Regions from separate parts of the Mus musculus genome. Here region 1 is linked to region 2. The links are chromatin loops, found by intact Hi-C in ENCODE. Cell type or tissue: gastrocnemius. All regions are shown on one strand. Links, peaks and the distances in the headings refer to the core of each region. The heading gives the core; the rest is flanking DNA. Region 1 overlaps Helz (helicase with zinc finger domain). Region 2 holds the start of Cep112 (centrosomal protein 112).

Region 1 (16,437 bases), core at 3,086-11,085, 790 kb before region 2:
TTTTCTGTATCCATTCCTCTGTTGAGGGGCATCTGGGTTCTTTCCAGCTTCTGGCTATTATAAATAAGGCTGCTATGAACATAGTGGAGCATGTGTCCTTCTTACCCGTTGGGGCATCTTCTGGATATATGCCCAGGAGAGGTATTGCTGGATCCTCCGGTAGTACTATGTCCAATTTTCTGAGGAACCGCCAGACTGATTTCCAGAGTGGTTGTACAAGCCTGCAATCCCACCAACAATGGAGGAGTGTTCCTCTTTCTCCACATCCACGCCAGCATCTGCTGTCACCTGAATTTTTGATCTTAGCCATTCTGACTGGTGTGAGGTGGAATCTCAGGGTTGTTTTGATGATGTTGAACATTTTTTCAGGTGCTTCTCTGCCATTCGGTATTCCTCAGGTGAGAATATTGCCAAATTTCTCAATGGGCGTCAGTCTACATGTTTCCAGAATTTTCTATTCCCTGATGCTTTGGTGCTCACTGTCTTTTTTTTTTCTTTTTCTTTTTCTTTTTCTTTTTTCTAGACAAGGTTTCTCTGTGTTGCCCTGGCTGTCATAGAACTCACTCTGTAGACCAGGCTGGCCTCGAACTCAGAAATCCGCCTGCCTCTGCCTCCCGAGTGCTGAGCATGTGCCACCTTGCCTGGCTCAGTGCTCACTGTCTTAAATGTAGTTGTGATCTGATTATAGAAACCCAGGGCTCCCCAGCCCTCACTTGGCTCCGTTTCTTCGCGTCCATCTTTCTTCCCATGCTTACAACTGGTGCTGAAGCTAATATATCTGTAGCATTCTGTTGCTCGCCCATCCAGCTGTCTGTATTTATGTTGTCTGGTCCAACTTGAACACCCTTTCCAGAGTTAGTTTTCTAAAATAATCATGGCATTTCATCATGCGCAAGTCTCTGGCTGAGGTCTGAGTGTGGTCTGCACTCTGTCAGAGGGTCTCGCTGCCTTCCAGCGTATCTTCTTCCGTTCTTGGCCTCTGTAATCTAGCTGGGGGCTACGAAATGCCAATTGCTTCGACATTTATTTAGGCCTTCCTGGACTGATTTGGCTCTTATGTTTCTCTTACTCCTTTGAAAACTTTTAAACGTTGTGGTAAAATCCATGCAAAAAATCCTCTGTTCTTAGCCATTTTAAGAGTCTAGTGTGTAAACTTTAAATACATTGATGTGTGAGATCCTCAGGCCTTTTCAGTGTGACCCTGATTCTGTCACTTACTGTGTCTCTGCCTCTTTACCTTTGTGTGGCTTTCTCTACCAAGTAGGCTTTGCCCAGGACCCGCTTTTTGTAGACCTTTGGTCCTTCGGAGTCATAGCAGCTTAGGTGCTCACTCTCGAAGGCAGATGAGGATGCTTCCGTTTCAGTTTGGAGCACGTTTCCTGAGCCATGCTGCAGCAGAGCTGGGCTCTCCAGTATAACTTCTCTCTGCATTCATTTGTGTCAGTTGTGTACATTTCAACTTTCCCCTGGACTCAGAGCTCTGTAAAGTATGAGGCTATGTCTCATTTATTTTGAATATCAAGAGGATCTTGTATGTTGACTGACGTTAATGTTCATTTGAAGTTTAAGAGGAAGCGTAGTTTGAAATGTGAGGACCCTTGTGCAGCTTTTGGCATTGTGACTTGATTTCTCATTGCATTTAAGAATACAATTAACTGCCCAAGTGCCAGGAAACCATCGCACAGCAGATGCTTTCAAGCAGGACCAGACTCACACCACTGCAGTGTGCACAGTAGTGGAAGGTCACCTGTCTGGGGATACACTGAGGTACCGGTAGCCATTTAAACTCTTTTCTGGAATCAGGGAGTGTAGACAGAAAGTGAAATTGCAAGGCTGTTCTTGACCATGTAGCCTGTACACTAATAGCAGGGTGCATTTAAAAATAAAATAAGCTAATTTGGTGTTGGAAGGAAAATAATTTTTGCTCTGTTTAAAAAATTTTGCCGGTGGTCGTGGAGGCCCACACCTTTAATGCCAGCACTTGGGAGGCAGGGGCAGAGGCAAAGGGGATCTCTTGAGTTTAAGGCCAGCCAAGGCTACGCAGAGAAAAAAGCCCTGTCTTGAAACAAAACTCTGCCAATAAATAAATCAAAACACAAAGCAAAGAAAAAAAAGAAAAAACTCAAAACAATTTCTTTATAGTGAGATGAGACTTGGAGAGGGTTTATATTTTTAGCTGTAGAGACTGAATATTATAGTGAGCATGTTTAAGTCTTTTTTGCTAAATGCTGGCACACTGATGATAGTTTGTTTCAATGTTTGGCTTTTTTTTACATATTCAGTATTCATTGCCTGAAATTATAGAGGTGACTGGCATCAATAAAGTCTCTGATCTACTCTGGCCTCACCACACTGAAACAGTTGATAAGCAGAATCCATTCCATAATTAAGTAAAGAGATATAGATTAGTTACAGAATTGATCCTGTAAGTTTGTCAGTAATATCTTAGCTTTGTAGTTAATGTATGGAGTCTTATGTCTTCAGTATTCTTTAACTCATCCATGCTCCAAGATGGGAGTGGTTAGTGTGTGCCGTGTTCTTTTTAATGGATATAACTCAACCAATCTTTTCCTAAAATCACCAGAAAAGACAGAAATAGAAGGTAGCGTGGACTGCACTTTTGTTGCTCAGTTATGTTTCCAAATAACTTTACATGAATATTTTAGCTCATTAGGCTTTAAGACAGCCATTGAATGTGAGTGTTGGTGTGTCTGTAGACAGGTGAAGGGGTGTGGAAGGCAGGGCATCTTGGGACTGCCTGAGTCAGGTATGGGTGTGAGAAACTTCTCTGAGCTGACCTGCTGTTGTAAGTTAGGTTGAGTTATAGAAGCCCAGCGGCTGGTAACCCAGGGCTGGGCCAGGGCCAGGGCCAGGGCCAGGGCCAGGGCCAGGAGTACTGTCAGATTTCCTCCTGGCCTGGAACAACATGCTGGGTTTTTGTTTGTTTGCTGGGTTTTTCTGATGCTTCTTGTTGGTTATGTGATGGCCACTTGATATTTATTTGCCATGTGCTGTTTGCCGCCAGAGGAGAACTCATATAAGATGGGCTTTCTCGGCTTAAAACCAAAAAATTAGTAAGGTGTATATGTATATATGTGCATGTGTATATGTGTCTTTATATATATGAAATGAGAGATAGAGACAGTGACACACGAGAGAGAGAGAGAGAGAGAGAGTGAGAGAGAGAGAGAGAGAGAGAGAGAGAGAGATAGAGATGGGCTGGTTTGAGAAACTTCCTCCCACATCAGATTGGCCACAGTTGGGTCTCCAGCAAAAGCAGCGGGAAAGCAGAGTGTCGTGTCGTGCTTAGCTAGGTTCTGTGGAGCAGGAAGGCAGAGGAAAAGGGTGCTGGGGATGATTTTGGGGGTAACCATGGCGGTGTCTGTCTCATGTAAGGTCTGGGCATGGTAGTCCCCTCGAGCTCAGGCCGCATTGCCAGTCTGGGAAGAATTGTGACAAGGAAGCTGGCTCCTGCACAGCAATATGTATAGAGTTCCTTTTTTCTTTCAGTGCTGAATTGCCAAATTCAGAAAACTAAGTAGTGGCATGTTTTTATCTTCAAAGTTTGTTTTCTAAGATATTTTAGATTTAAAGAACATCTTTGGTTTGAGTTTAACACACTGTAACAGTTGTAATTTTTCAACAGCTCAGACTGTTACAGCATTTTTCAAGTGTAAGTAGTTTCTGGTCTATGTAGAGTTCGGCCTCACTGAGGACTTCTGGTCTCACGTCTGTGCTCTTGTCTGTGGGTCGTTCTGCAGACACTTGGCAGTACTTTCTTCACATTCTTCCTGTTTCTGTTCGTACTTTCACCATTTTACCGTAATTGTTGTTGTAGTTAGTACTTTGGTTGGAGTTGTGACGAAGAATACTGTTGACCCTTGACTTAGTTTGATTTGTCCCAGCATCTGGTGTCCATTTAAATCTTCAAATTATACACACGCCATGGGAGGGGCCGGGGCGGGGGTGGGGGGGATCGCAGAGCCCACGTGCTCCGGCAGTAGGTGCTCCTCACTCCAACAGCAGGAGCCCTGTGGAGGCTCTGTGTGTGGGCTACTCGAAAATACTCTGTCTGGTTTGATACCTTTTATAAACCTCTGCTTAATCAATCAAGATTTATAAAACTTTGATATTTCTCAACTAGGGAGATACAGATGTTTTTTTCCCTTCCTTTGTGATCTAAGCCTGTCTGGAGACCTTTCAGTAAGTTAGCAGTAGAGACTTAGTTGGTTTTGTATTCTATTTGCTGTGGAGGGAATGGCAGCTTCCTCACTTTGGGAAATAGTTTTCTGCATTTTCGAAATATCACCAGCAAATAGACTACAAAAGTTTGATTTCTTTAGATTAGAATCTAACTCGGGTTAGTTTTGATTTCATGGCAGAACACCTTCCTTTGACTCTGATTTATCTGGAAAGGTTTGGGAGTAAGCGTTGGTTATTGTCGATGCTGTGCACTCAGGGCGAGTTAGTGTCGTGAAGCCGACACCGCTGAGATGTGTGTTTAAAACAGCAGGTTTGTATTTTCTACAGACAGTGGGACGAGCAGTTGGATCCTCGGCTAAATGCAAAGCAGAAAGAAGCTGTTCTGGCCATCACCACTCCACTCTCCATCCAGCTGCCGCCTGTCCTCATCATTGGACCCTACGGGACGGGCAAAACCTTCACTCTGGCTCAGGCGGCCAAGCACATACTGCAGCAGCAGGAGACCAGGTGAGCCGAGGGAGGCATGCCCTGTCTCTTCACCAGGCAGAGCCTCTCTCCTTGCTTTAGAGAGAGAATGAGGGCAGTGAGACAGTTTTCATCCTCTTCCTAGCCTCAAAGCGATGAAGTTTGTATTCTCTTAGAACATGCTGTTGTAAAAGTTGGCAGGCAGTGTAAACTGGGCATAACGGCTTGTGCCTTTAATCCCAGCACTTGGGAGGCAGAGCCAGCTGGATCTCTGAGCTCAAGGCTAGCCTGGTCTATAGTGGGCAGCCAGGGCTACACAGAGAAACCCTGACTCAAAAACACCCCCTTCCCCCCCACCCCCCACTCCCCAAATAACAAGAACAAGTTGACAGTGTAGACACGGTAGTTTGACATAGCTGTTATACATTATGGGTATATTAAAAGTCTAAGGGCTGGGTTTAAAAATCCTTACTATGGACTGTGGATAGATTTAAAGATTATTTGGGGGAGCTACTCTTTAGCTTAGAGTAACATAACTCCCAAAGGCACCATGGGTCCTGTTGAATGTGAGCGGGGCGCGGGAAATGGACGTGTAAGATGGCCACTGCTCTCTTGGTGTTGAACTGCCTGACTAGCTTCTGTTGTGTCATTCTTTTTATTTGCACCATTTATTTCAGCAGGATTCTCATTTGCACCCATTCTAATAGTGCTGCTGACCTCTACATAAAGGATTATTTACATCCATATGTAGAAGCAGGCAATCCCCAGGCAAGACCTCTCAGGTATTTCTAAGGCTTATTATGTATCTGTATTGTACTGTGTTGTTCTTAAGAAAAGGTGTCTGTAAAGATGGCGGGGCTCTGGGAGCATCAACTCTGCATTGGCATTTGGAGGTTATGTCATTGGAAAAAAATCTTTTAAATTAAGGCAAAAAATGTAAAAATTGTGTACCATTTCTGAAACATTATGTATACAGAAAGACATCTTTTTTTAAGTTTCTCATGTAAAACTGTTGTTATGGTTGGAGTAGATTTTGGTATGTACATCTAAAAGATAGCATAAGAAAAGTGGTTAAAGAAAATTGATTAGCTTAAATCAAATTGAGTTTGATTAAAATTCTGGCACATTGTGTACAGCAGAGTAGTCATGTGATGACAGCTCTTAATGGGAGTGAAATGTTAACTGTGGTTGTTTGCGGAAGCCGCACGTTAGAGAAGCATGACGCATGGAAACGATCTCTGCGGCACTCCGAGGACGGGTTCCAGGCTTCTTGCTGCCACGTACAAGACAGGGTTTCAAAGGACATTTTAGGTTCGGTGACTGTGAACACAAAATGCACTTATATACAGATTATGGGAAAATAAAAATCTTTTCCTTCAGAAAACACTGCAGAATCATATTATACCACTTACTTTTGTTATGTGAAATAATGTTTAGTTTTGCCATGTTATAAACTAATATATCATGGCCTATTGTACAAATGATTATTGATTATTGCTTTTTTTTATTAGGTATTTTCCTCATTTACGTTTCCAATGCTATCCCAAAAGTCCCCCATACCCTCCCCCCCAGCCCCCTACCCACCCACTCCCACTTTTTGGCCCTGGCGTTCCCCTGTACTGGGGCATATAAAGTTTGCAAGTCCAATGGGCCTCTCTTTCCAGTGATGGCCGACTAGGCCATCTTTTGATACATATGCAGCTAGAGACAAGAGCTCCGGGGTACTGGTTAGTTCAAAATGTTGTTCCACCTATAGGGTTGCAGTTCCCTTTAGCTCCTTGGGTATTTTCTCTAGCTTAATTATTGCTTAAAAATTAGTTTCTAGCTATACTTTGATCCATAATTTATTAACCTCTCACTTCTACTTGAGCCCAGGCATGGAAATAAGAAGTTATGCTATTCAGTTCTTCAATTCCTGGGACCACAGCCCCCTTTGAAAGTGTTTAGAGCAGTGGTGTAGCATGTTAACACAGACACCCATACTGTGTTGTCCTCTCGCTCTAGGACACAGCAGAAACCACCACAGTAGAAGATCCTGTTGCATGTAATAATAAAAGACCGTGCTTACTGTTCTCTGAGTGAAGATTTTACTGAAGGATGCAGTGACAGAAGGCTAAGGCCTCTAACCTCTGACCTCACAGAGGACAAGGAGGAGCTTTCGTTTTACCCTGCCTGTTCTCCCTAGTAGTATTTATTGGTAGATCAGGTGCGCTCGAGCATGGGTGTGTCTGTGCGTGTATGTGAATGTGTGTGTTGTGTGTGTGTGTGTGTTCATGTATGTGAGTGTGCATGTTGTATATGAAATGTGGTGGTCTCGGATGTCAAGGTGCTCCTGGCTTAGAAACAGTTGAGGGAAGCCCTTATGGACATAGCATGGGGTGTTTGATGTTTAAGAGTGTAGACTCTGTTAATTCTCTAGGTATTTCCATGTGGAATCATTTTGGGCTTTGAGGATCCACCATGATGCATCTGCATATATGTAATAGTAACTGATTTTCCAGTCGAGTGTAGTCAGACTGGCCCAAGTGCAGAAACCTGCCCCACCCGCAGCAGAGATTTCATTTCTTCTTGACTCTAAGAGTTGTTGAACCCAAGGTAGAAAAATAATTTATTTCCCAATGCAAGGCTCAGGCTATTTCATGCAGTACACAGGAGAACGGGGAAATGCCTAGCGCCCCGAGAGTTTGCTTTATGCAGCCCTGCACATCCACTGTGGCCTTCTCTCCGGGAAAGGTGCTACCCTGAAGCAGAGGCTGAGCGGTCGTCTTGAGTGTTTAGGCCTCACTCTAGCATTAGCTCAGGTTAACTGATAGTTTTCCTACTCAGTAATAACTGCGAGAGATTTGAGAGACAGAGAGGACAAGAATGAATCACTGCTCTGGAAGACCAGCTTTGTCTGAGGGTTTTGGAACCTCACAGCCTGTCTCTGCTAGGCAAGGGCTTGCTGCACCCCTCGCCAGGCAGGAAATCAGCTTTACTGGAATTCCAGAGACAGAACACAAGAGGGCACCAGATGTCCGCAGATGACTGAGAAGGAACACAGGCCTGTTGCTACGGAGCAAGGCTGACCACAGACTGGCTTCTTCCCTGCACTCTGGTATAGATGTGGCCCTGGGAGATAGTTGGAGCAGCCATTGAGTAACAATAGTAGTGAATAGGGCAGGCCCACTTGTTAGGGTTAAAAATCATGCAATTTCTTGTACTTGCCAATTGAGCTGAACCTAAAATATATGGCGTTTTTTGACATTTTAGGTTTGAGTTTCAGTTTTTATTTTATTTAGAATTGGGAGATTTGTACCCCTGTGCCTATACTACACATACACGCAAACCTCCTCTGTCCCCACATGCACAAACAAAAAGAAATAGAATTGAGTTGTTTTTGTAAGGCACATAAAAAGCTGGATGGGGGCCACAGGTGGCTGTGGTCTGCACTTGTGATGCCAGGCAGATGGACTATTGCCAATCTGACTGAGGCCAGCCTTGACTGGGTGAGGAGTTAGCAAGAGCTACAGTGAAAGTTTGTCTCGAAGTTATAAAACAGACAAATGAAAAGAAGGCAAAGCAAGGAGAAGAAGGAGGAGGAAAGCAGTTTTCTTTTTGTTAGTGGCTCTGAGGATAAGGTGTTCCGAGCAGTGCACGGGGCCGGCCATGCCGAGGAAGCCACCGCTGCTCCGCCAGTGAACAGCAGCTGCCGTTTGGGTAGTCTTTAAAGAAAAATTTGCTTAAAAAAAAGGGGGGGGTCATCAGTTCATTTGTAGTTGCTTATTGTATATGAATTTGTTACATGTATAAGACCCCAGTGAATTAAAATTATATATACTAGACCATATTTAAGGATTAGTTTAAGTCATGGAAATATGTAAATATTTTGTTTTGAGGAAATATGTAAATATGCTGTCACATGTATATTTATGTATGTCTTCTTTCCCCCCTGTGGTGCTGGGAACCCAGGGCTCTGAGCGTATTATATAAGCTTTACCCTGAGTTATATTTATATTCTCAGTTGTATATTTTGGATAATGAACTTAAAAGCATCATTTGCCACTGTTAATACTCTGATTTGAAAACGGCTACATTTGTTTTATTTCTTTCTCCACTTTTGTAAACACTACTGCCATTCGTGCAGTTTCCAAAGCCAGAGGCAGCCCTCAGGAGGGAGGGACAGTGGTCCAGTAGGGCGGATTGTTCTCTAGCCACTGTGTAGTGAGTTTGAGGCCAGCCTGGCTCAGACTCTGTTTCAAAACAAAACCAAATCATCCATTGCCTTAATCTTTACCACTAGTTCATTTATGAGTATATCTAGTTGCATTCTGTTAACATATCTAGTGAATCCAGTTTGTATATTTCTGCTGCTTCCCAAGCCACCCTCATCTCCTGTCTACCCTGGCACTAACCTGACATTGCTCCCTGCTGCTTCTGCTCCCTGCAGTCCCCTCTCCATCCCCGTCCCTCAGGACCGGGTTAGAATCTCCATGTATGAGATGATGAGGGTCCGTCATGAGCTCCTCTTTCCGTGTTCATGTCTGTTGGCACTGTGCAGACCCATTGACGTTGGCCACAGGGGTAGCCAGCACATGCCGGAAACCCTGCCCCCATCTGTTAAGTGTGCCGCCCTTAAACTCTGCCTAAGTAATTTCTGCCCAGAGATCAGAGAATTTAGTGACATGAGTCATTACAGCTGCCCTGTCCACTTGATGGCTTTTTATCAAACCCAAAGCAAAGCCAAGGCTGCTGTGGTTGCTCCCGAGCCCTGTGCACTCTGCCTGTGTGCTATAACATAGTCAGCAGCCAGTAGGTCTGTCATGTAGGTGGATGGGGATGGTGGAGGCTGGATGTATGGGTTGTAGCTGTCCATCAGAGTAGTCTATAGCTGAGGCCTGTTCATATTTTCTACTGTAGTTACTTGAAAAGATGACATGTCTTAAGATTTGCATTTAGAGTTTTTGATAAAGTTTATTCAAAAATTTACCTTCAGATTCCAGAAGCCAAGGCAGAGGCCTTTTAAATAATAATTTTAAGAACTTTTCTGAAGTAAAATTATTACAAACTGTTCTAAAGTAAAAATATTCTAAGCATGTAATTCCATGGTTTGTAGTAGCATAAATAATTAAAATCAGAGTCAAATACATTTTAGTAAGACTGTAATTGAAAAAGGTAATTTAAGAATGGAAGGTTTCAAACTTAATTTAAAACCATTGCTCATAAAACATATATTTGTGTGCTAATTCTGTTGCAAGATTAATCTGAATACTTAAAAAGTTAGGTATGTGGTGGCACCTATACTTAATGTTGAAATCTTGTAAAAATATGTGCCAGGGAAGGTCATCACGGGCGTATCGTGGCAGCTTTCTACTACAGCCTTAAACTCTGAGAGGGTTGGAATGATTATGGATGGGATTCATTTGTTAATTTTTGGCACTGTGCTCTTAAATGACAGTGTAGTGTTTTCATCTTCAGCGACTATGAACACTCTAACAGGAGGTGCCGTCTTCTCTCTAGGGTGTATTTCCGGAATCGCTGGGTGAAGACTGTCCACCCAGTCGTGCATCAGTACTGCTTGATCTCGAGCACACAGTCCACCTTTCAGATGCCCCAGAAGGAAGATATTCTTAAACATCGAGTGGTGGTGGTCACACTGAGCACTTCCCAGTACCTCTGCCAGCTGGACCTGGAACCTGGTATGCCCACTTGCCACAGGTGGCTGTCTCCCAGTGACAGGTTCCTGTGGGCCACATCTGGCCAGGTCTCTTTCATCGGAATGCAGCTTCCTGTGTCCTTTTATTAACTGGTTTCTTGTCTGCGGCTGCTTTTATGATGCAGGATCTTCTGCAGGGACAGAAGCTCTTTGGCCCTTGACTGAAAAACATTTGCCATTTCACCTGTTCTCTAGTTGGTATCTGTTCACTAGTGATCAGTTCAAATTTGGACAGTTGTGTGTGTGTGTGTGTGTGTGTGTGTGTGTGTGTGTGTGTGTGATTTTGTTGAGGTTTTTGCTAAGTTGCTTTTGAATCTTGTTTTTTTTTTTAAAGATTTATTTATTACATATAAGTACACTGTAGCTGTCTTCAGACACACCAGAAGAGGGCGTCAGATCTCGTTACAGATGGTTGTGAGCCACCATGTGGTTGCTGGGATTTGAACTCTGGACCTTCAGAAGAGCAGTCGGATGCTCTTACCCACTGAGCCATCTCACCAGCCCCCGCTTTTGAATCTTGTAATGTAGAAATAGCAATTATGGCACTTGATTAAGGTTCCTTATTTTTAAGGATTTATTTGTGTGTGTCTGTCTGTCTATGTGTCTTCATGCACACTTGAGCTAGAATGTGCCTGTCTACATGCACAAGTGAGTGTGCAAGTGTGTGTGTGGGGCGCGTGTGCATATGCCTGTGTCTGTGTGTCTCCATGCACAGATGACTCCATGCACACACACATGTGTGTGCCTGTGGAAGCCAGAGAGCCCTTTAGGTGCCTCTCCTGTCACTCTCTGACTATTCCTTTGAGGCAGAATCTTCCGTGTATCTGAGGTCATATTTTCTTGGCTAGGCTGGAAGCCAGTGAGCCCTAGTGATTTCCCTGGGCCTACAGGTATAGGTGGGATGCCCTGCTCATTGTGTGGGTGCTGCAACATGCTGTTAACAGAACTTAACATCATGCAGCAAGCACTCTTACATGCTAGGACTATGTAAAAATCACTCTTCATTTATTTAAACTTTTTATTTTTGTGGTTTTGAGATAGGGTCTTACTTTATAATTATAACTTATGCTTGCATTGAGCTTGCTATTAGCCCAGACTGGCCTTAAGCTCACACTCTTCCGAGTGCTGGGCTTCCCAGCGTGTGAGCCAGCATGCCCAGCTCAGTCTGATTTATATGAGCACACAGATGTAAGCTGGTGAGTTGAGTATGGTAGAACCTGAGCATGAGAAGACCGTCGAATGTCTTTAGCATGCTCTTCAGCAGGGCTGGCCCTGCTCTTCCTGTAATTGCCAACTGCTCATGACTTTCCCATCTCCTGTTGGAATTGCCTTTAAAGCCACTGACACGCTCTACTGCAGGTCTGAGTCCTGGAAGGCACAGGCCAGTCCCTGGCACCTGGCCCAGGGCATAGACACCTGGAGCACCCTCCCCACCCCCACCCAATTTAAGATAAAAGGTTACATTTATCTTAAATGAAGGTATTGGCAGCTAACTTTTTCTTTTCCTTATTGAGGCCAGGTTTAATGGTAAAAAGACTTTGGAATTGATAAGGGTGGTGACTAGCCTGGGTACAAAGGAAGGCCCCCATTGGATGAGACTTTCTCTGCCTGCCTGTAGCTCTTGGTTGGCCGTGAGGCAATCCAAGGATGTGTTTCAGAGGTCAGAGCACAGTGGCAGCATCTTTGTAAATGGGGCTCTGTGATGCCGAGCTTGGGAATGCTTACTCCCCCCTCACTAGATGCTGATACTGGGCAGTGTGTGCAGACAGTTGGCTGCTGCAGCTCTGCTTGTGAGAGGGGAGTGGCTGGGAAGGGCTGGGATGGAGCCGTGGTCACTGCTGTCCAGGTGCTGTTAGGTTTTATTCCAGTCCATTCTCACTCCAACACTATGGTGGTTATCTTACAGTCAACAGAACTAAGACGCAAACTAAGTCATTTTAATTAATTAGTTAATTAATTAATTGCCCTTTCTTTCCTTCCATTTGCTTTCTCATCTTATACTTTTTTTCTTTTTTGTTTTTTATAGACAAGGTTTCTCTATATAGCTCTGGCTGTTCCCAAAGTTATTCTGTAAACCAGGCTGGCCTCGAACTCAGATCTGCCTGCCTCTGCCTCTGAAGTGCTGGGATAAAAACCAGGCAGTTGCCTTTAGAAAAAAAAGGTGCCTGCTTAAGTAGTAGGCAACAGTTTGATGATTTATGCGGTTCCTGAGAAAATGTTAACAAAAGAAAGCATACTTAATCGTTTTAACCTTTTCTTTTAAAAGCATTAAGAACATTTATTTTTCATGTGTGCACGTGTGTGCACGTAAGTGAAGTTGCCCACAGCGTCCAGAAGTTGTCACATCTCTGGAGTTCAAAGTGGCTGTGCACTATCTACCATGTACGCTGGGGAACAAACTCAGTCCTCTACAAAGAGCAGTACATTGGCTTTTAACCTCTGGGTCATCTCTCCAGCCCCAGTCTTTAAAAAAAAAATCCTGTTTTAAGCTGATTGTCTGGATTGAGGTTGGCCTTAGACTATTCATGACTTGGGTTAATGAAACAAACTTTACCTAGCAGCGCAGAGAGCAGTTGCTCTGTGACAGTGTTCTCCTGTGTTGTACCTTCTAGGGTTCTTCACGCACGTTCTCTTAGATGAAGCTGCCCAGGCCATGGAGTGTGAGACCATTATGCCTCTAGCCTTAGCTACTAAAAACACACGGATTGTTTTGGCTGGTGATCACATGCAGGTAGGTGTCATCTTAGTCACTGTCTTTGTGAGTTACATTTTGGTGTTCAATATTCTGTTTTCTAAAACACCAGTTATGATACCTGTGAGTGTCTTAGCCAATGTTAGCCTTCACTGCAGCTCCTTTAGAGTTAATTTTTATGGTTAGTATGTAGAGTAGTGGGTTTCATTATGGAAGAAAGCCTTGTTGATTATTAATATTAATACTTGCTTGTCATAGTCTCTATCTATCTATCTATCTATCTATCTATCTATCTATCTATCTATCTATACATTTACTTATTTATTGAGACAAAGTTTTACTATGTAGCCCAGGCTGGCCTCAAAGCATGGCTTCATGTAAGTTCTGTGATTACAGGTGTGTGCTACAATAGCCAGTTGAATTTATTATTTTATTTTTTTAATCAAATCCTCTAAAAATGTTATTTGCCTAGTATGTATGTGCCCACACACACACATGGTGCACATGCAGCGGTCAGAGGACCCCTTGCAGCTGGCAGTTCTTTCCTTCTACCACGTGCCTTCACAGGATCCGACTCAGCTCATCAAGTTTGATGGCAAGCACCTTTACCCACTGAGCCAGCTCACCAGCCCCCAGTTTATTATAATAGCTTCATATAAATTAGTAATATTGGTTTTGTCATGCCCGTGAAACCCTTTTCAGATCTCTGTGGAAGCAGTTGTGCGGGTTGTGTTCCGTCATCTCGTCTTTCAGGGTTGCCGGCCTTTGGTAGTCAGTGACGAGTTTAGTACTAGCATAAAGCAGTTGATTGGTTTTGGTGACGTAATGATTTCTGCTCTTTACATTAGTAAGTCACTGTGGGAGGGACTCTGTGTAAGTGTAGACAGTATTGCTGTGCTACACTGAGAAGCGAGAGCTCTAGTCTGGTTCCACGGAATAGTAAAATGGTTTGTAGACAAAATGAGTAATTGTTTTTTGTTTTTATATTTTGGCTTGTTCCTGCATTTAGTATGTTAAGTTATACATAAGTTTTAGTGTTTAAGTAGATTCAAAAATACTATTACTACAATCCGGTTAAATGTTCTCCATCTGTTTGTCTGTTACAGCTCAGCCCTTTTGTTTACAGCGAGTTTGCCAGGGAGAGAAACCTTCACGTTTCGTTACTTGACCGACTCTACGAGCATTACCCTGCTGAGTTTCCATGCAGGATCCTCCTCTGTGAGAACTATCGTTCCCATGAAGCTATCATCAAGTAGGTGTGAGCTGTCCCCTCTGACTCACACTTCCTGTGGGCTGTGGGAGGGAACCCGGCAAGCACATGGCCAGGCACAGGTGATTTATTTGTGGTCTTTTGGGGGTCTCAGACTTTGCCTAACTTGTTGTTTGTAAAAGAATACATGAAAATCCAGAGTTGTGATTCTTCATAAGAAATAAGGCAGTTTGAGTACTAAAACTTAAGGCTTCACTGAGCCTGAAATATTTTTCTATCCATTTTTCTATAGATTTATTTTCCTATGAATTAATATGTAATCTATATGAAAAATGGCATACCTCTGTTATATGTTCTAAGAGAAAGGAAAGGAAATTCAAAGGGAAAACCTCTAACGTTGACTTTTTAAAAGAGTCCTCTTAACTACAGTACACGTGTGAAAGACACATCTACGGAACAGCTGGGTGGCGAGTCCTGTGATCAGCATGCGGCTGAAGGAGCCGAGCATTGCCAGAAACAAACCCTGCAAAAGCTTCCTACAGCTAGCGATGCTGGTCTTGTCATGCCTGTGGAGACCATCTCAGGTCTCCCTGGAAGCAGTTCTGTCATCTTTTGCGGTGACATTGCTCTTCCACGGTTGCCGGCCATTTGTAGTCAGTGATGTGTTTAGGACTAGACAGTGTGGTTTTTGTTAAGGTTGGAGACTGCAGTTGGTTCGTTGTATCCAATACCATGTGTTTTTGTGTTTGTATGTATAGTCATATATCCCTTATGTATAGGATGGAGTCTGAGGACTGTCACTAAATTTTGTCATTATGTGAACGTCATAGAGTGCCTCTCACTAGTGTAAACAGTGCCACCCGTCTCCTAACTCAGTCTCATGGAAAAAGAAACATGAGACACGTGAGGCTGCCTGTGTGCTGTGACAGAGCCCCTTTAGAGGGGTGTTTTTACAGGCGGAAGGATACTCTCGGAAATAATAAAATACAGTAAGAACACAGAGCAATCGTGCAGTCATTTGGAGTAGGATATACTGTGCATCCCTGTCCTTTGTGGGTTGGTTTGCTCCAGCATCACCACACACACAGGGAGCTCTTGGTGCTGTGTGCTGGCTGTCCTAGGAGTCTTCAGCTCCAGTGTAAGCCATGGGGTCCATTGTTGACCAGACAGTTGTTAGTGACACTTGGGACTGTATGAGTGGGAGTATGTTAGCTAAGAACATGTAGCTTAGGGGACTTCCTCACAGAGCAGAGTGTTCAGCTAGTAGTGGACGTTCCTCATTGCCTTTGTATTCTGGCTTCAATTCTTACAAAATCAATGCATTTAACAATGGTGCCATAGGGACCTTCTCTGTTATCACTGTCAGTGTTGTTAGGAAATCATTGGCGTCACAGGTATTCAGTGTTGGGACAAAATTAATTGTGGGCATAAATTAGTGTTGGAATTGGATGGAGTCTTTGTAGGTGAAGTAGACTTGGCTGACAGATGCTCTGTTCTGCTTCCTCTGCAGCTACACCTCTGAGCTTTTCTATGAGGGGAAGCTGATGGCCAGTGGGAAGCAGCCGGCGCACAAGGACTTCTATCCACTCACGTTCTTTACGGCACGGGGGGAGGACGTCCAAGAGAAGAACAGCACGGCATTCTACAACAATGCAGAGGTACTGATTTAATATGTCTGCTCGGATTTTAGTGAGCATTCGCTTTGGATTTAGGGTTGACAGTTCATAGTTTGTTGATTTCTTTTACAAGAAAATTGAGCAAACTTTCCATTTATTTATTTATTTATTTATTTATTTATTTATTTATTTAACGAATCTACAAGAAGCAAAAAAAATTGATTTTCTTTTTATAGCAATGTTAAAACAGAAAATGCAACTTTGTTAAGAAAAGCCAACGTATTCTGTCATAGCGCATTATTGTCTCAAGACTGATTTCTTGCTCAGACAAAAAGGAGACATCAGTTTTAATGAGGAAGTGTTGAGTCACAGAGTCCTGTGCTTCAGAGAGACCACATGGTCGCCAGCATTGACCTCACGGCCTCATCTGAGCCTTCCTGGCTTTCTTTCCCAATTTCTGGTTTCCAGAGAGGATGCAGGTGTCCTGAAGGGTCGCTCACAGGAAAGCAGTCTAGGCACCCTGAGGTTAAGGTTCTGGCTATCACAGGGCTTTAGG
Region 2 (16,437 bases), core at 2,515-10,514:
ACTGGCTGCAGCAGTCAGGAGAGGTCCCGCACCTCGCCTGAGCAGCACAGCAGAGCATGTCCTGGTGTGGATGGGTGTGAGCACAGAGAGCTGGCCCTGTCCCTTGCTGTGTATAGCACTCAGGGAATGGGTCTGACCTTGACTGGCAGCATAGTAGAACTGGGTCTGGAGGTGTGGGCGAGGGCAAGTTGGTCCCAGAAGCATTAGAGTGGGAGACCCCTCCCCTTTGCTGGCTGAAGCATTGGGTAAGCTAGCTGGGCCAGTGCTGGAGATCACCCTGGATGTGTGGGAAAGCTGGCAGGGTGACCAGTTCAGCTGCCACGCAGGACCAGATGTAGGATTTTGACTTGGCTCACTCCAACCTCTCCCTCATCTATGAAGTGGTGTACTGCTGGATATCAGGAAAGTCCTGCAGATCCAAAGCTGCAGGAGCTCCATGACACAGGGCAACAACACGATATTCAAGAAGAGGCTTGGTGAGGATCTGGTATTGACGGTGTAGCAGAAGCCCGAGGCCTTAACCCAGACCAAGGACTCATTGCAATGAATCGTTGCCCGGAAAGATGTGTGTACAAAAGGACATGCTGTGTGACACACCGTGACACACTTCAGCTTCCACGAGGAAATATTTTTTAATGTCTTGTTTTGGGTTTTTGTTTTCTTTTTCGAGGGAGGTTACAAGGGCAGAGGAAAGATAGGAAAGGGAGGGGAGATGAGTGGGTTGGGGTGCATGACGTAAAACTCACAAAGAATCCACACAAAGTTTTAAAAACATTCAGATTCAATCTAGGGAAAACATTCATTTATAGAAATATCCTGGCCTTTTCAACAAAAGCAACACCCAAGATATCCATCCATCTGCCCTTAACCAGGGGCAACTTAATTTGTACATTTTCCTGTGTTATGCAATTAAATACACTGCTTCAACAGAATCCATTTAGAATTAAGACATTCTAAGTGCTGAGTACACCTCTCCTTCCTAAAACACAAACATATTACAGTGATATTACTTTTGTTTAATTTCAATTTTGTTGTGTGTTCTTGTTTTGTTTCTATTGTGGTAAAATACTCTGACAAAAAGCAGCCTAGGAGAGAAGGGTTTGTATTAGGTCACACCCATGATGCAAGGAAGTCACAGTTTCAGGACCTTGAGACCGCTGGTCACCTAACACAGAACATCCCCAGTCAAGAGCAGAGAGAAATAAACGCGTACGTCTTTGCTTGTTTGTTTGTACTCAAATTAATACATCTACTTTTACCCAGTTCAGGGACCCTTGTCTGGGGAATGGTGCCAACCACGATGGACTGTCTTCCCACATCAACTAAATTAAATGAGACAATGTGCAAGGACATATCCACAGGTCACCCCAATGTAGACAGCCTGCCGCGGAGCCCCTTCCCATGGACTTCTGGGAAGTACTGTGCTAATGGTAAAAGTTGACTGGCAGGGATAGGCAGATGCATAGGAAGAAGCGCCTCCTCCAGTGGTCAGTGTGGAGCAGGGCACCTCTGCAGCTCCATATTTTCAGGCACTTTCTGTTTAAATGGAAGATTTTCAGGGAAGTTTGCAGTTGCTCCCTGCAGGCTGTCAGCAGGCAGAATCTTGCCCTTAAGTCACCAACTTCTGTTGTCCCGGTACAAAGTTTACTTTATCTCTCTCTTTTTTCCTTCAAGTTATTTAAAAGTTTTTTAAATTTAATTTTTAGTAAATAGATTATATATACATGTATATGTATATATGCCTTTCATCATGTGAACTTTCTAAGCTCATCTAGTTATCCTTTGAACAATAAATTATTTGGGATGGCAAGGTGGCACAGCAGGCACTTGCTACCAAGCCTGACAATTGGAGCTTGATCCCTGGGACCCAAATCTACATGTAAATGTTCACACACACACACACACACATGCATGCTTGTAAGAGAAAGAGAGATTACGAACAAGTTTTTCTCTGTGTTATTGCTGCCTCCTAGTGGTGCATATTGGGTGTATTAGAGTTGTCTAAAGAGACAGAACTGATAGACTGAAAAAATATGTATATGTATATATGTATGTACACATATATGTTCATACACACTTATGTGCAGCTATACAGATCTCTTCCCCAGTAATGATGGTGAGAAGATGGTGATGACACTGGTGAGAATGGGATTCATTAGACGGGTCGCAGGCTGTCCTCCGGGTAGTCCAACAATGGCTATCTCCTGATGGAAAGGCTGAGAATCTGATAGTTGTTCAGTCCAGGAGTCCAGATGTCTTTTTGTTTGTTTGGTTTTTTTTTTTTTTTTTTTCGAGACAGGATTTCTCTGTATAGTCCTGGCCTTCCTGGAACTGTCCAGGCCAGCCTCGAACTCAGAAATCCACCTGCCTCTGCCTCCCAAGTGCTGGGATTAAAGGTGTGAGCCACCACCGCCCTGGCGAGTCTGGATGTCTTAGCAGTTCCAGGATGGCCCTGGAGTCCTAGAGGATCCCTGGAGAGCTGTGGTTGTCAGTCTGCATTGGACTCCTGAAGAAGTTGGTCCTAATACAGGCAAAGGAACGCCCCAGCAACAGAACAGACAACTTTCCATTGAGGGCAAACAGATAAAAAGCGGTTTCCTTCTTCCAGGTGGGTGCTCTTGCTTCAAATACTCTGTTTAAGAATATCTCACACAGGCACACCCAGGAGCATGGGTTTTGTGGCTGCAGACGCAATCGAGTTAGCAGACAAGATTGCACTGGATCTCTAAATGTTCACAAAAGACTTGGGGAAGACGAGAAATTGAAATGTCCTTGTATCAGGTGCTGAGCAAAATGTTCCCTATGAACCATCCTTATCTTGCCAATTGGTCCGTAAGGAAGCTAAAGAAGTTGTGTAACTTGGATTTCTGCCTCACATCATGAAGGACTCTCGGAACCCAGATACCCAGACTTCAGAGCTTTGACTTGAGGCTGTACTTCTAGTTGAGTTCTGATTGCCCTCCCACCCCCATCCCCACCCCCACCCCCTGGAGCTTACTGGAAGTAACTGTGCTTGAAAGTGGGGATTTTGCAGCCTGGTGTCCCCCAGGTTGGCAGGTAAGACCATTGTGCAGAGCAGGCTGGAGTGCCTTGCTAACCGGTTGCTCTCTGTTCCAACACTGGCCAGGGGCACATAGGGACTGCTGGAGCCCGGAAGTAGAGCTGGGATTTTTCTGTTAACAATCCTTAGCATGAGTTTCTCCAAGAGAGTGGGCTGAACAGGAATGGAATCATGAATATTGCTTAGCTCTGGTTTAAATTAAGGAACCCAGAGTCACTGTACTAAAGGTAGTGACCTTTTCAATTGTTATTAATGAGGAAAAGAAAATATGCCTTTCCTCTCTGCTCTCTTTAAACTTCACCGTTTTTGTGATGAAACTTATACTTTTGTGTTCTCTAAATAGAAAGTTCTGCGTCATTTCCCCATCCAATTTAAGGAATTTACTGGTTATGGGGGTGTTCTGATATTTGTCTCTGATAAGTTCATATAATAACAACACAGGAATGATTCTTAGTATTTAGAAGTTGCTCCCCATCTAGATAGGAAGTCCTTTGAGATTTCACTTCTACTGTTTTAATAATAGATAATGGTGGGGCAAGCAAAATAACTCAGTGGATAAAGATGTTTGCTGCCGAGCCTAGTGACCTGGGTTTGACCCTGCAGAACAAGTGACTCCCACAAGCTGTTCTCTTACTGCCCCCCTCCCATGATGGGGTGGGGGTGTACATACAGGTAATAAAAGCTAAAAAAAAAATAAAAATAAACAGTGAATCGCGACTAAAATTTCATTGTACAAACTACCAGCTTAACATAAAAGTAAAGTGTACAGAGCCACTGATAGCTAAATTTTAAAATTTGAAACTGTAGAGGAAGATATTTGCTAATCTGTCTTAGTCACTGTTCTAGTGCTGTGAAGGGACACCGCGACCAAGGCAACTCCTATGAAGGAAAGCATTTAATTCGGGGCTTGTTTGCACACTGTCATCATGGCGGGAAACATAGAGGCACTCATGGTGCCGGAGCAGTAGCTGAGAGCTTTATGTCCTGATCAGTAGGCAGCAGGCTGAGGGACTGGGTCTGGCAGCAGGGGCTTTTGAAACCTCAAAGGTTCCCCCCCACCCCAAGTGACACACCTTCTTCAATAAGGCCACACCTCCAACCACAAGGCCACACCTCCTACAACAGGGCCACACCTCCTAATTCTACCCGATAGTCCTCAAACTGGGAACCACACATTCATACACATGAGCCTATGGAACCATTCTCTTTCAAACCGCCACATTATATCATGTCAGATTCCTCAAGATGAACAGGGAGCAGAAGACATTCTACCAGACTCCAGGAAACTAAAGAGGGCTAATAAGAAACATTAACATTTTCAAAGAGTAGCAAATGCCAATTAAAAAGTGATACTAGTTTTTTTTTTTTTTTAAAGATACAATTTGCACAGACCCAAAAAGCTGTTAATGTGACTCTGACACTCTCTCAAACTGCTGCATGTCTTAGAGACTTGCAAAATAAGTTTAATGAGTAATTTGGGAGGAAAGCTGGATTGCTTTTTTTTTTTTATGTCTATTGCAAATCTCTTACATAGGCTGGAAAGATGAGTTAGTCAATAAAGCACAGATCTGAAAGCAGGAGGATCTATGTTTGATCCCTGGAATCTATATAAAAGCCAGGTGCAGTGACTTATAAGCCCAGGATGGGGTGGGTGGGGAGGGCAGGAGGTAGACACAGCATCATGGAACTGGCTGGCCAGATAACCTCCTCAAATCTGCAAGTTCTAGATTCATCGAGAGACTTAAAAACTAAGGGGGAAAGTGATTGAGGAAAGCACCTACCATTGACTTCTGACCACCGCACTTACCACACGTGCGCACAAGCATATACATACATGTACATATATGAAATACATCCTTTTTGTTTGGGTTTGCTTGGGTTTTGTTTTTCAAGACAGGATTTCTCTGTGTAACAGCCCTGGCTGTCCTGGATCTCACTTTGTAGACCAGGCTGGCCTCAAACTCAGAGATCTGCCTGCCTCTGCCTCCCAAGCGCTGAGACTAAAGGTGTGCACTACCGCACCCAGAGAAGCAAATCTCTTATATGTTGGCAACTGAGACTACAACAGAGATTTTTATCACTGGAATATTATAAGAACCAGAATTAGTAACTACAGGAGAAGATTGATCAAATTATGTTATATCCATATGATGGGATAATAAGGTCATGTTTAAAAATGATTGTGTAACACATAGATAGAGGATTTGAACACACACACACACACACACACATATATATATAAATGTATACATGTTAGGCCTGGCTATTTTTTAATGGTCAAATTAGGTTAATTTTCTTCTTTAAACATCTCAGTATTTTCCAGATTACCTACAATAGCATGGATACAGAGTCTGAGAAAAGAGACAACTGAAAATTCCTAGCTTACTAAGCTAAACCTCCATTTCTGTTAATAGCTAATTTTGATTATTCCTGGTAAGAGTGGAAGTAACTGGTGGTTCACTACAGCGATTCAAAGTCTGTAACATTTATTTTCGAGTCTTATATTTTTCAGGGTGTTCATCACTCACATCCCTTCAAATGACTCGACAAACTCATGTTGAAATTTTTGAATCCTTGGCCTCGAAATACTGAAGAAAAGAAAAATGTGCTATCATAATTCTGGTCTACATTCATATTTTCCGAGAGTTATTTTTGGAGAGATTTGAGGGTAGATATTGAGGGAGTAAAATTCCTTCCCTCATTTCCTCTGCAATGAAATTGACTTAATCACATTTTTCCTTTGTTCCTCCCCCTCTGAGGAAAATATGTGATGTGACTGCCCGTGTGTATGCATGTGTGTGTGTGTGCCCAAGGGCTGATATGGGGGTCTTTCTTGATCACTCTCTCCCTTATTCAGAGAGGCAGGCTGTCTCATTTGAACTGAGAGCTCATCTATACTGCTTGTATAACTAGCCATTTTTCTATGGGGACACTACCTTCTGAGCACTGGAACTATGGTTAGGAACTACACCCACCTGGCAGGGGAACTGAACTCTGGTCCTCACACCCGAGCAAATACTCAGTTACCCACTGAGCTATCTCTGAGGCTGAGTTTTGCAATGTCTACAAACCACGTGCATTTATTGGTACTGCATGATGCATGATGCATGCAACGTGGATTGAGAAAATTCACACACACACACACACACACACACACACACACACTGCTTTATGTACTTATCCATTCTACAAGGTGAACATTATAGCAATCTACCCTGAGAGGAATTTTCAAGAAAACAATATACAACTCTCTCCTTCAGCCAAGCAAGATGCTCCAAGTAAGCATGTCTAGGGGGAAAAGATGGCCCTGGTCCCATCACTGTGAAGTAGGAGGGAAAGGAAAGTGGCGAATTCCCTGAGAAAAGACCGAAGAAGCTCAGCCCCAGCCCAAATGGGTGGCCTGATCCACCCAGCTGCAACAGCAAAAAAAAAAACGATCCTCTATAAGCAACCCAAAGTACCTCATGCCATTAACCAGTTCTCTGAGGCCCTGGGCTGCCGAACAGCTACCCAGCTTCTTAAGGCTACCCACACGTGTAGGGCAGAGATGAAGCAGAAGAAGCAGCGAAGGCTGCCAGCGGCCAGTGCTGCGAAGAAAGCTGTTGGCAGAGGAGACCACCTGCTCTTCTAGCAGGAGCCAAAAAGGTAGAGAATAAGAAAGCTCCACTCTTGGTGATTGCACACAATGTAGATGCTACTGAGCTGTTGGTTGTCCTGCCTGCCCTGTGTCACAAGGTGGGGATTCCGTGCAGCAGCATCAAAGAGAAGGCCAAGCTGGGGTGGCTGGCCCACAGCAAGGCACGCACCACTGTGGCCTGCACCCAGATTAACTCGTGAGACAAAAGATAAGCTGGTAGAAGCTATCAGGACCAATGACAAAGCCAGGTACAAGGAGATCTGCCACCACTGGGTGACCTATGGTTCCCATTTTCAAGCTGGAAAAGAACTTGCCACTGAACTAGGTTAATTGTACACTGCTAAGTTTTCTGTCCATAAATATAGATTTAAAGTCATCCTTCAAAATGTACAATATAGTTATGGCCCATAGTCACCACGTTGAATGGTGACTTTAGTCCTCTTGAATTTCTTTCTTCTACTTGGAAGTCTGTATCCTTTGATCAGTAAGTGCACCTCTTCCAAGTGGTCTCTGACTCGTCTCATTTCTGCATACGTGGGTTTTACAATCTGATTCTTAGTACCAACGATCTGGATTGTGGGACAATCGCTCAGCTGCGAGTGTGCTCAAATAATGCTTTTGGAAACCAAATATTCTTGAAAGCATTCTTTCTTCTGTAGTACAAATTGCCTCTGAAATAATGAACAATTGCTGTCTCTTCCAGGGAGGTGGATTCCAAAGTGCACCTTGAAAGAACGTAGTCTTCTTCTGGAAGCTGAAAACAGCTAATTGCAAACAAGCGACTCCTCTACTTTCCTTATGTAAACTTGAAAAGATGCTTCAAGCTGTGCTTCAATTGAGGTTTGGCACCACACTGAGTGCATCGCAAAGACTCTGCAGAGGGATTCTATTGTGAACTTAGGTGAAAAGCAGCGGCACACTGCATTTCATTGAAGGGAGTGTTTTTTACAATTTAAATTTTGTTTCTGTTGGTATTTTAAATTATCCAGTTCAGAGCTTCCAGAAACGTAAAAGATCAAAGAACACCAGTACACAGCAAAGTTGACCGCCCGAGGTCCACCAGACTTCCTGGGAAGCGCAAAAATACATTTTCTCCCCTACTTGATGGTACTATTCTGTACAGAGTGTTAAACAGAAAGCTTTTAAATTTCAGTTCAGGATCTTGCAGGGTTAGTGTTTTCAGACTTATGATGGTTCTAAATAACAAATGTAAATATCCTGCTCGTTGTTTTGAATAATTCACCTCTGGAGTGTGAACTAACAAGGGTAAATTTTCATGCTTCGGACTTACTCAACGGTGATGTCTGTTCAAACGACAGGCTTTTCTGCCAATTACTGTCCAGTAGTTCCATCACTTTTGAGTTTTTCTTGTTCTTTCTCCTCAATCTTTAAAGTGCTCACAAGCGACTGAGTAAGAAGTCAGGAAGATGCAGCATCCACTGTATAGTCCAGGGATCACAGAAGATTAAGCCTGGAAACTAACCGTTCTGGGGAGATGGGCTAAAACCACGAGCTCGGCGCCTGCGCAGTAGACTAGACAGTTACCATAGCAACGGAGCTGCTTGCTGGCGCCATTTCTCGGAGGGTGGGGAAACAGTGAGGAGGGAAGTCTCCGCCCTTAGCATGCGAACTGCCCGAAGGGCGGAAATTCCCGCCCCCTCGGACTTGAGGAGCAGTGACAGACCTAACCCGGAGCGTCGCCATGGCAACAGAGTTGAATGCCAGCCGCAGCTCGAGGGGGCGGGACAGGCGAGTTTGCTAGTCCCGCCCCCGGTTTGCTGGACGGCCCGCAAGGATTTGAAACCGTTTGGCTGTGGCGGCTGGGCGTCGGCGGCCGAGTGGACGGCTTGCTTGTTGGGGCGCCAGGTTCTCTCTCTCTTGTTTCTCCCATCGACAATCCCCACCCGCCTCCTACTCCCAGGTTCTGAGTGGAATTTTGCGCGGGATGGAGCCCCCGCGCGTGCGGGTTGGCCCGGGGAGGGGCGTCGCCCGCAGGCCCGGGACCCGCGCTTGCGGCCTGTGTGGCGCGCGCGCCGGCGGGGTCAGCAGCCGAGCGACGGCCAGGGAAAAGTTCTCAGGAAAGTTTGGGCAGGCGGCATGGCGGGACCCAGAACCCCGAGGTAGGGGGCTTGCGGTTGTGAGAAGAGGTCTGTGTCCTGGAGCAGGTAGGAGAGCGGCCCGGGCCTGGGTGGGCCACACAGGCGCCGCTCCCGGTGCCCACTCGGGCGGAGGAAGTGACCGCCAGGAACCGGACCGCTGCAGTTCTTAGGTGCTGTCAGATCAGTCAGAGGAGGAGAATCAGACTGCAGGCCGACTCCGAGAAAGTCCTGATGAACAGTGAACTTGCAAGGACCCAGACTGGAGTCCCTGCCCTTTGGGGACCCAGCCTGGAGTCCTTGCCCTTTGTGGGGACATAGAGTGTAGTGATCCAGAGAGCAAATAAATAGGACCGCTGACCTTTGTTTCATCTTCGAGACAGAGTGGAATTCACAGAGATCCACCTGCCTCTGCCTCCTGAGTACCCCCCCCCCCATCAGTATGCTGGTATTTTTATGATTTGCATTTCCTATTTAAAGATACATGAAAGTAAGATAGAAAAGGCAATCAAAATGCCAGTGAACCTCATTACACAGCGACCACCTCTCCAATGCCCAGCAAAGCGGAGAGGAGGATAATTGTGCAGTATTCAGGTCCAGGATTGTCTCTTGGATTTGGGTCAGGTCCTGCACACTGTTAAGCCCCAGCTTCAGGCCTGTAAAGGACAATGGGAACTGTTCCTGTCAAGTTAGGTGCATTTGATGACATGCCGGGATACAGTTATGACACTCATAGTCTTGACCTCAGATATTTTCAGGAACTGTCCAACTTGTTTTAAAGAGAGTCTCTCACTTGGACCTGGGCTCCCTGATTAAGCTTAGCTGGCAGCCCAGTGTCTTCTGGGAAGGCTTCTGTCCCCCCTTCCTTCAAAAAAGGCAAAACAACCAAAACCCCCAAATGTGCCCGGGTAACCCTTGTTGATTTGTTGGCGTTTCAGGGCTTCTGTGTTATTCTTCACAATATACTCAACATATAATCTGATGGAACAAAAAGCATTTACACAACTTTCAGGAATAGATTGCGCTTGGCGAGGGGCATGCTCTGCATATGAAGTGTGTCTCTCCTTTTTAAGGATGTTACTATTGCTGGCTTGCTTGAGGTTTGCTGACTTCTGTGGCAGCCAGGAACCCTAAGAAGGTCTTAGCCCATTTCATATTTCATAGCTGTCCACAAAGAAATGGATTTTTTTTAAAGGCGAGACTAATGAGTTAAATAAAAGGCAGTATAAATACAGAATATAACTAAAAGGAGAGCCACCCAACTTCTTTTATTCCTTCTGAGGAATTCCTTTTTATTCCTTTTGTATATGCAATAGTCACATTGTAGTCGGTATCAGTGAAAGGCATACTATGAGTAATTTAATCCTAAGCCAGAATAGAGCTTTACTTATTTTACAGTTTTTTTTTAAATGGTTTTTCTCCATAGCTCTGGCTGTTCTGGAATTCACATTATGTAGACCAGGCTGGCCATGAACTCACAGACATACCTGCTTCTGCCTCCCAAGAGTCAGCACACACCACAGTGCCAGGCTTTTATTTTTCTATCTTGATACCTTAAATTCAAAGATCTGAGGAATAGTATAAAAACCTTTTCAACAGCTAGACATAATTTATGTGCACAATGTAATTTGTGTAGCAGGAATTCCTTCAAAAATTGAGATGTTAATTTATATATTTTTTGTTGTTGGCGAATGAATAGGGGCAAGGAAAAGCAGACTTTTAGCTTCACTATGTATCACTCCGGCTCTGTTTTTACGTGGGTTTGGCATGCACACAGATTTGGAGGCCAGGGGTCAAACTTGACCTCAGATATTTTCAGGAACTGTCCAACTTATTTTAAAGAGAGTCTGTCACTTGGACCTGGGCTCCCTGATTAAGCTTAGCTGGCTGGCTAGTGAGCTCTAGGGAGCCACCTGGCTCTGCCCTTCCTTCCGGTGCTGGAATTGCCGTGCCACCCCTTGGCCCAGCTTCTTACTGGTTACTAGAGAAGCCCGTTCTTCCTGTCTGAGCTGTCTCCCCAGCTTTTGTTCGTTGTGATGCTCTTAGAATGAGTACTTGACTTGGTTATTCCATGTCCTGACAGCAGCTCAGACAGCCTTTCTGCTACTCAAATTACTTGTTTTTTTTTTTAAGTTGGAGATATTGCTGATTTACATGCAAATGGCTAAATGGTCAGATATAATGGCTGTAAGAGCTAGGGATTTCAGAGTTTTAATCTGGGATTTGTGTAATTATGATTTTGGTGAGTCACTTAGCTGCTGAATTTTAGTCTCCTCTAATATCAAACACTAACATTTCCACAAAGGTCAAAGGATTTATTGAGAATTAGTGATTATGAGGAATCTTTTTTTTTGCTTTGGCCACAGCAAACAACAGGCTTAGGCAGGAATCTGAGTACCAGGGCATGGTGTGCAAGCTGGCGGTGCATCAAGGGCAGAGCTGGGCTTACAGCTTTGGATCTAGCAGTTTCCATAGGTTTATGTATCCATTTGAGTAGTTGTTGTCAACTTTATTATCTAATACCCAGTATGCTAGCGTACTGTGCTTTGTATAATATCATACTGTACTTTTACCAAGTACATAACCAGATATGTTATAGGATTTTAAAGTGAGACAAATCAAATACAATGCCTTCAAACCTATCAACTAGTCATAAAATTAATTTAAATCAAGTTACTTGATTTAGTTTAAAAAATTAGTTCATTAATTAATTTAGTTATTTATGTAGTGCGGAGAATTGAGACCATTGCCTCATATATGCTAGGTAAATACTCTGCCACAGAGCTGCCTCCCCAACCCTGAATAAAGTTAGTTTAACCATGTCTTAAAATTGAAAAATATTCCTTCCTCTGATCCACAGAAAGTAGGATGGCCATTTTTTGGCAAATGCAATTAGAAACATGTAATATTTCTGTTCTGTAAGACCTGTTTGGTGTTTGGAATGGAAGCATTAAAAACCAACCATTTGGGGGCTGGGGAGATGGCTCCATCTGCAAAGTGCCTGCTGTTTAAACATGAGGACATCGGCTTGGATCCCCAGCACTCAAGGAAAAGGCAGATGTGGTAGTGCAGATCTGTAACGCTAGGGACAGGTAGATTTCTAGTTCTCATTGGCCAGATGGCTTAGCTGAATTCATGAGCTCCAGGTTTACTGAGAGGCCCTGTCTCAAAAACTAATGTGGATTGAGATCAAGGGACACATGCAAAATTCCTCATGGACGTGTATACCCACATAAACTTGTGTGATCCCCCAAACAATTTGTCAAAAAGTCATACAAAAGTTGAACATTGATCTGTTTATCCAGCAATCAATTCTTTGACCCTAACATACTTGATAATATGTGAAGTTCCTTCTAAGATGTGAGTCATGACCCCTACTTTCCAAGAGTCTCCCCAGATGTAGAAAATACGTAAATGACAGATAAATGTATGGTAAATGTAGCGACACAGATGTGAGCATTTTACAGAAAGAAGAGAGCAACAATTAGCTGAGGGTAAGTAGACTAGCTACATTCAGCAATGACATCTGAGCTACATTTATCTGTCTCAGGTCTGTAAAGACCCTTGCATCAGGAGCAGAACCAGGTAATGGCTTGGAGTGTTTGAAGAATGGTTAGAAGACTGTAGTGACAACGGTGGGTTTGTTTAGTCAGACAGAGTAGCTGTGGTAAGAAGTAGGCTAAAATGGGAAGGCACCTGCATGGCTAGCACAGGGTTTGCAAAGTATCCTGTAGTAGGCAGTAGAGAGAGTTTGAAAAGTTATGATAAGCTTCACTTTTTTCTCAGGTAGTGACACGGCTCATTGGAAGGCAGGTCATAGGGTCATTGTAGTAGAACAAGTTAGTGATGTTCAGGGTTTTATCTGATAGAGTAAGAGAGAGTAGAGAAGCTGTGCCTTTTGTGTGTTTGTCCCTGAACTTAGTTGTTTTATGGAGAGTTTAGATAGTGGAAACCTTGATGTGTTTAACAAGGAAGATGAAATAGATTGATGATACCACCAAGAATATGGGCACAATTGTGGAGTTTTCTTTGGGATATTTACGACTTCATAACAGACAGGACATTGTGGAATAGATCCAGGAAACTGTTGTAAGTATGAGTTGGCATTTCAAGGAGAGAGTAGAGTTAGCAATAGAGTGTAAGGGTGAATGGCGTAAGGAAACAACCTCAGTTCCAGGACTGATTGTGATTGCCCCGAGAAGGGGAAAGTCGGATGAAAGGAGACTGAGGAAGCCAAGGCAGAATCTGCACTTAGTGTTGGCTGGAGAAAGGAGTCACTGAGGGACGAAGAAATGACTCCAGAGCAGGAGCAAGTGAGCCATTGCAATCAAAGATGCATTTGTAGGAGTGGTGAGCTGTAAGGAGGGCAAGGCACCGTGGATTTAACAAGTAGTGGGCCATAGGGCCTCTCTGAAAATGCTTAGTACATGATAGAGCTGAAGGAGTAATTCCCAGGGAGGATGAAGCTGGAGCTGCACAGTACCAGCAGACTGGAAAGTGGAAGGCTGGAATGAGAGGTGGCACGGAGGGGAAGGAGCCTGTGGAGTTAGAGTGGGAAATAGGGAGGAGGTAGTAAGTGATGATAAACGAGAGGAGGAGCTACCATCTTAGCTAGAAGAGTTCTTGCTGCTTGGGCTGTCAGAAAGGAGCTAGGGTATTTCTGTAAGGATAGTCCTTTCAGCGAGGTGGGAGGAGAACCATCTTACTAGGGCTCTTATCTGTTTTTTAATTAACCAAGTTTTTTCCCTTTAAACTGAGAGAAGAGTTGCGGTTCATTAGGGGGTTTTAAGATGTATGTTAAGTTTTAAAAGTTGCTTTGTGGACTGAGAAAAAGTTGGGTTTTTTTTTTCTTTTTTTCCGAGACAGGGTTTCTCTGTGTAGCCCTGGCTGTCCTGGAACTCACTTTGTAGATCAGGCTGGCATCGAACTCAGAAATCCGCCTGCCTCTGCCTTCCGAGTGCTGGGATTAAAGGTGTGCGCCACCACGCCCAGCTAAAATAGACTCTTGAAAGTTCCCATAAGTGTGCATGAAAGCTACCTAACTCCAAGGCACTACCATCTTTCTTCTTTTGCTCCTTGGCTAGGGAGTTACAGAGTGATTGGGGAATCAAGGGCTAGCAGTATGGTATTGCTAAGTGGAAAGAAGAGCTCCAAGGCAGTGAGGTGGGGGTGGGAGACTGAGGAAGGGAGGTGCAAGTGACCACTTGGGGATAAAGATGCTTGCAATGGGACTGGAAAGCAAGTGGTGTAGCCAGGTGATTGGAGGCCCCAAAGAGGGTGATTTTGTGAGTTGAAGTTGGAGGAACACTAGTTGGAAAGTGGCAGCAAGGATCTCAGCCAAGGTTTTCCCTCCTGAGCACTATTGGGTGGAGAACAAAAGGTTGAAAGAGCACATATGTATGTGTAATAGTGAGACCATAGGTCCCACTCATGGCTGGGAAGGAAGTAAGGTGAATCGGTGAAAGACAGGATGGGTGGTCTCAGAAGCTACTGGGGATAAACTGTGTGTTCTTTGATAAATACTAGGAAATGGTTTTGTAGGGAATGGCTAAGCTGTGGAACAAGACAGCTCTTAAGGCAGAATAGAATTTTTCCCCAGGCTATAGTTTGTAAATTAAATATGTGGCAAATTGGGTGATATATATTATGTAAATATAGCCTTACTGTGGTAGTTCACATTTTAAATGGACATATTGATTATGGATGTATTTTTTCTTTTTTTCCGTTTTCTTCAGTTTTGAGGTTTGAACTGATGCACACACACATTTAATTTTTTTATTTTTTTGAGGTTTTGTAGACTGAACCTAGGCTTCACATATGCTAGACAAGCACTGTCTTCTCTATACCTTTTACTTGTTATCTTATAGAATTTCCAGGTTTGCCTTGAGGCCACACAGCAAGCCAGGCAGGCATTGAGTATTCTGACTAATGGCATTACAGGCTTGTGTGGCAGGTAAGGGTTGGGTGTGTGTGTGTGTGTGTGTGTGTGTGTGTGTGTGTGTGTGTGCATGTCTGAGTGCGCTTATATGTCGAGGTCAGTTTTCATCCTCTTTTTACTTTATCTTTTGAGACAGGGACTTTCACTGATCCTGGTGCTCATCTATTGGGTAGACTGGCCTGTGAGTTCCAGGAACGCACATGTCTCTGTCTCCATTGCAGGAGGTTTACAGGCACATGTGACCATGCCTGGATATTTTATGTGAGTGATTCAAACTTAGGTCCCCATGCTTAAGCAGTAAGCTCTTTAGTAACTGAGCCATCTCGCCATCTTCTGGACACATTTAAACATAAGATATTTTATTTCTGCTGTTGTCAGTTTTACCTCAATTATATATTTAGTATATACAAAGAATATTTTTAAAAGTTTAAGGGGAATTAAAGAATTTTAAGATTTTGGTATACAGTTCAGTGAATTTTTTTAGTACCGGTTTCTAGTCTCTTCTACAATTCATGTACAGAACAGTTAGTTAAACACCCCTAGTGGATTTTTCTCTTTTGGTATTCATTTCTCTCTATTCAAACTCTTCTTCACTAATGACCTCTGTGAACCATGGCCTCTTCTCTTCTCGCTGCGAAAGGTTTTTCCTTTCCTAGTAGCTCATATCATAGCAATGGACTTTGCATATAACAACTGTTTCCTTCACTGGAGTTTATCTGTGTTGTTTTGTGTATCAGTATTCATCTTGGTTGCTGTGTTAGAATCCATGGTTATATTACAATTTGTGTGCTATTTCCATGGTTGATTTAGAACACACATGATATGTACTCACTGATAGGTGCATATTAGCCTAGAAACTTAGAATACCCAAGATACAATTTGCAAAACACATGAAACTCAAGAAGAAAGAAGACTAAAAAGTTACTCTGAGCACCACATCTGCACTTTTTGTGTGAATATAGATTTTGCATTTCATTTGAGGTTTCTTTGGCTATATGGTAGGTGTTTGGCTACCTTTGAGAGACACTGACAAGTTATTTCCAGAATGTCCCTGTCATTTCACACTCTGGACAACAATACACGAGAGATCTGTGTTCTCCATTCTCACCAGCACTTTGCATTGCTTGCCTGCATTTTGCCTGTCCTCTGTGGTGTTGGGGTATTGCAGTCTGGTTTTGGTTGAACATATTTTTATGTACATAAATTGTCATTATTTGTATTTTTTCTTTGGTGAAGGGATCAACGTTGTAAAATATAATGTGAACTGACACATAGAAGTCTGACCTGTTTGAGGGTTCAGGACTGTATTTAAAACCATGTATACGATCTGCAGTGACCACAGGGTAGGTGGTGTAACTGTCACTTCTGATACTTAAGTTGTATTTATTCTCACCCTCTTTACTCTCTCTTTTAAAATATACAACTGATTGCTGTCAGAAGGATGATCCTTGTCAGTATTTTTATGGATGTTCTTATTCTTATGGCTAAATGATGAGAGTTACTCACATTTTCTATATTAGTACTAATTTTATAGTATCCTGGAATGTTGAACCCAGGATCTCACAGCACACAGAGCTGATCTACAGCCCTATGTACTTCTCCAGCCACTCATGTGCTATTGATTGAAGCTGTTTCTTTTTAAAAGTTTTATATTAGTATAGAATAGAGTTTATTCAGGGCATGGGGAGGGGAGTTATGAAGGTAA

Evidence for each region. Peaks named below come from ENCODE experiments on the same cell type or tissue, not always from the same donor. Only the 100,000 strongest peaks of a DNase experiment are listed, where the experiment ranks them.
Region 1: a loop joins it to region 2, with 4 times the contacts of the local background. A loop is called at or near these places in 2 of 42 quality-filtered maps.

What each region holds. Positions count from the first base shown.
Region 1 is chr11:107,622,005-107,638,441 of GRCm38, forward strand. Helz (helicase with zinc finger domain) reads left to right here. Exons shown (of 33, transcript NM_001368755.1): 16 at 4,531-4,710; 17 at 5,349-5,450; 18 at 10,168-10,346; 19 at 12,976-13,094; 20 at 14,162-14,307; 21 at 15,776-15,923. It overlaps Mir6932 (microRNA 6932), which reads left to right and starts at 15,718; the gene lies at 15,718-15,775. In gastrocnemius, for the core only: a CTCF peak has its summit at 7,665 (motif pointing right); DNase peaks (open chromatin) are centred at 7,684 and 8,113.
Region 2 is chr11:108,416,788-108,433,224 of GRCm38, forward strand. It overlaps Cep112 (centrosomal protein 112), which reads left to right and starts at 8,479. Exons shown (of 27, transcript NM_001373899.1): 1 at 8,479-8,564. In gastrocnemius, for the core only: no CTCF peak of the experiment used is centred there; DNase peaks (open chromatin) are centred at 6,644 and 8,336; H3K4me3 peaks cover 1,908 bases; H3K27ac peaks cover 1,346 bases.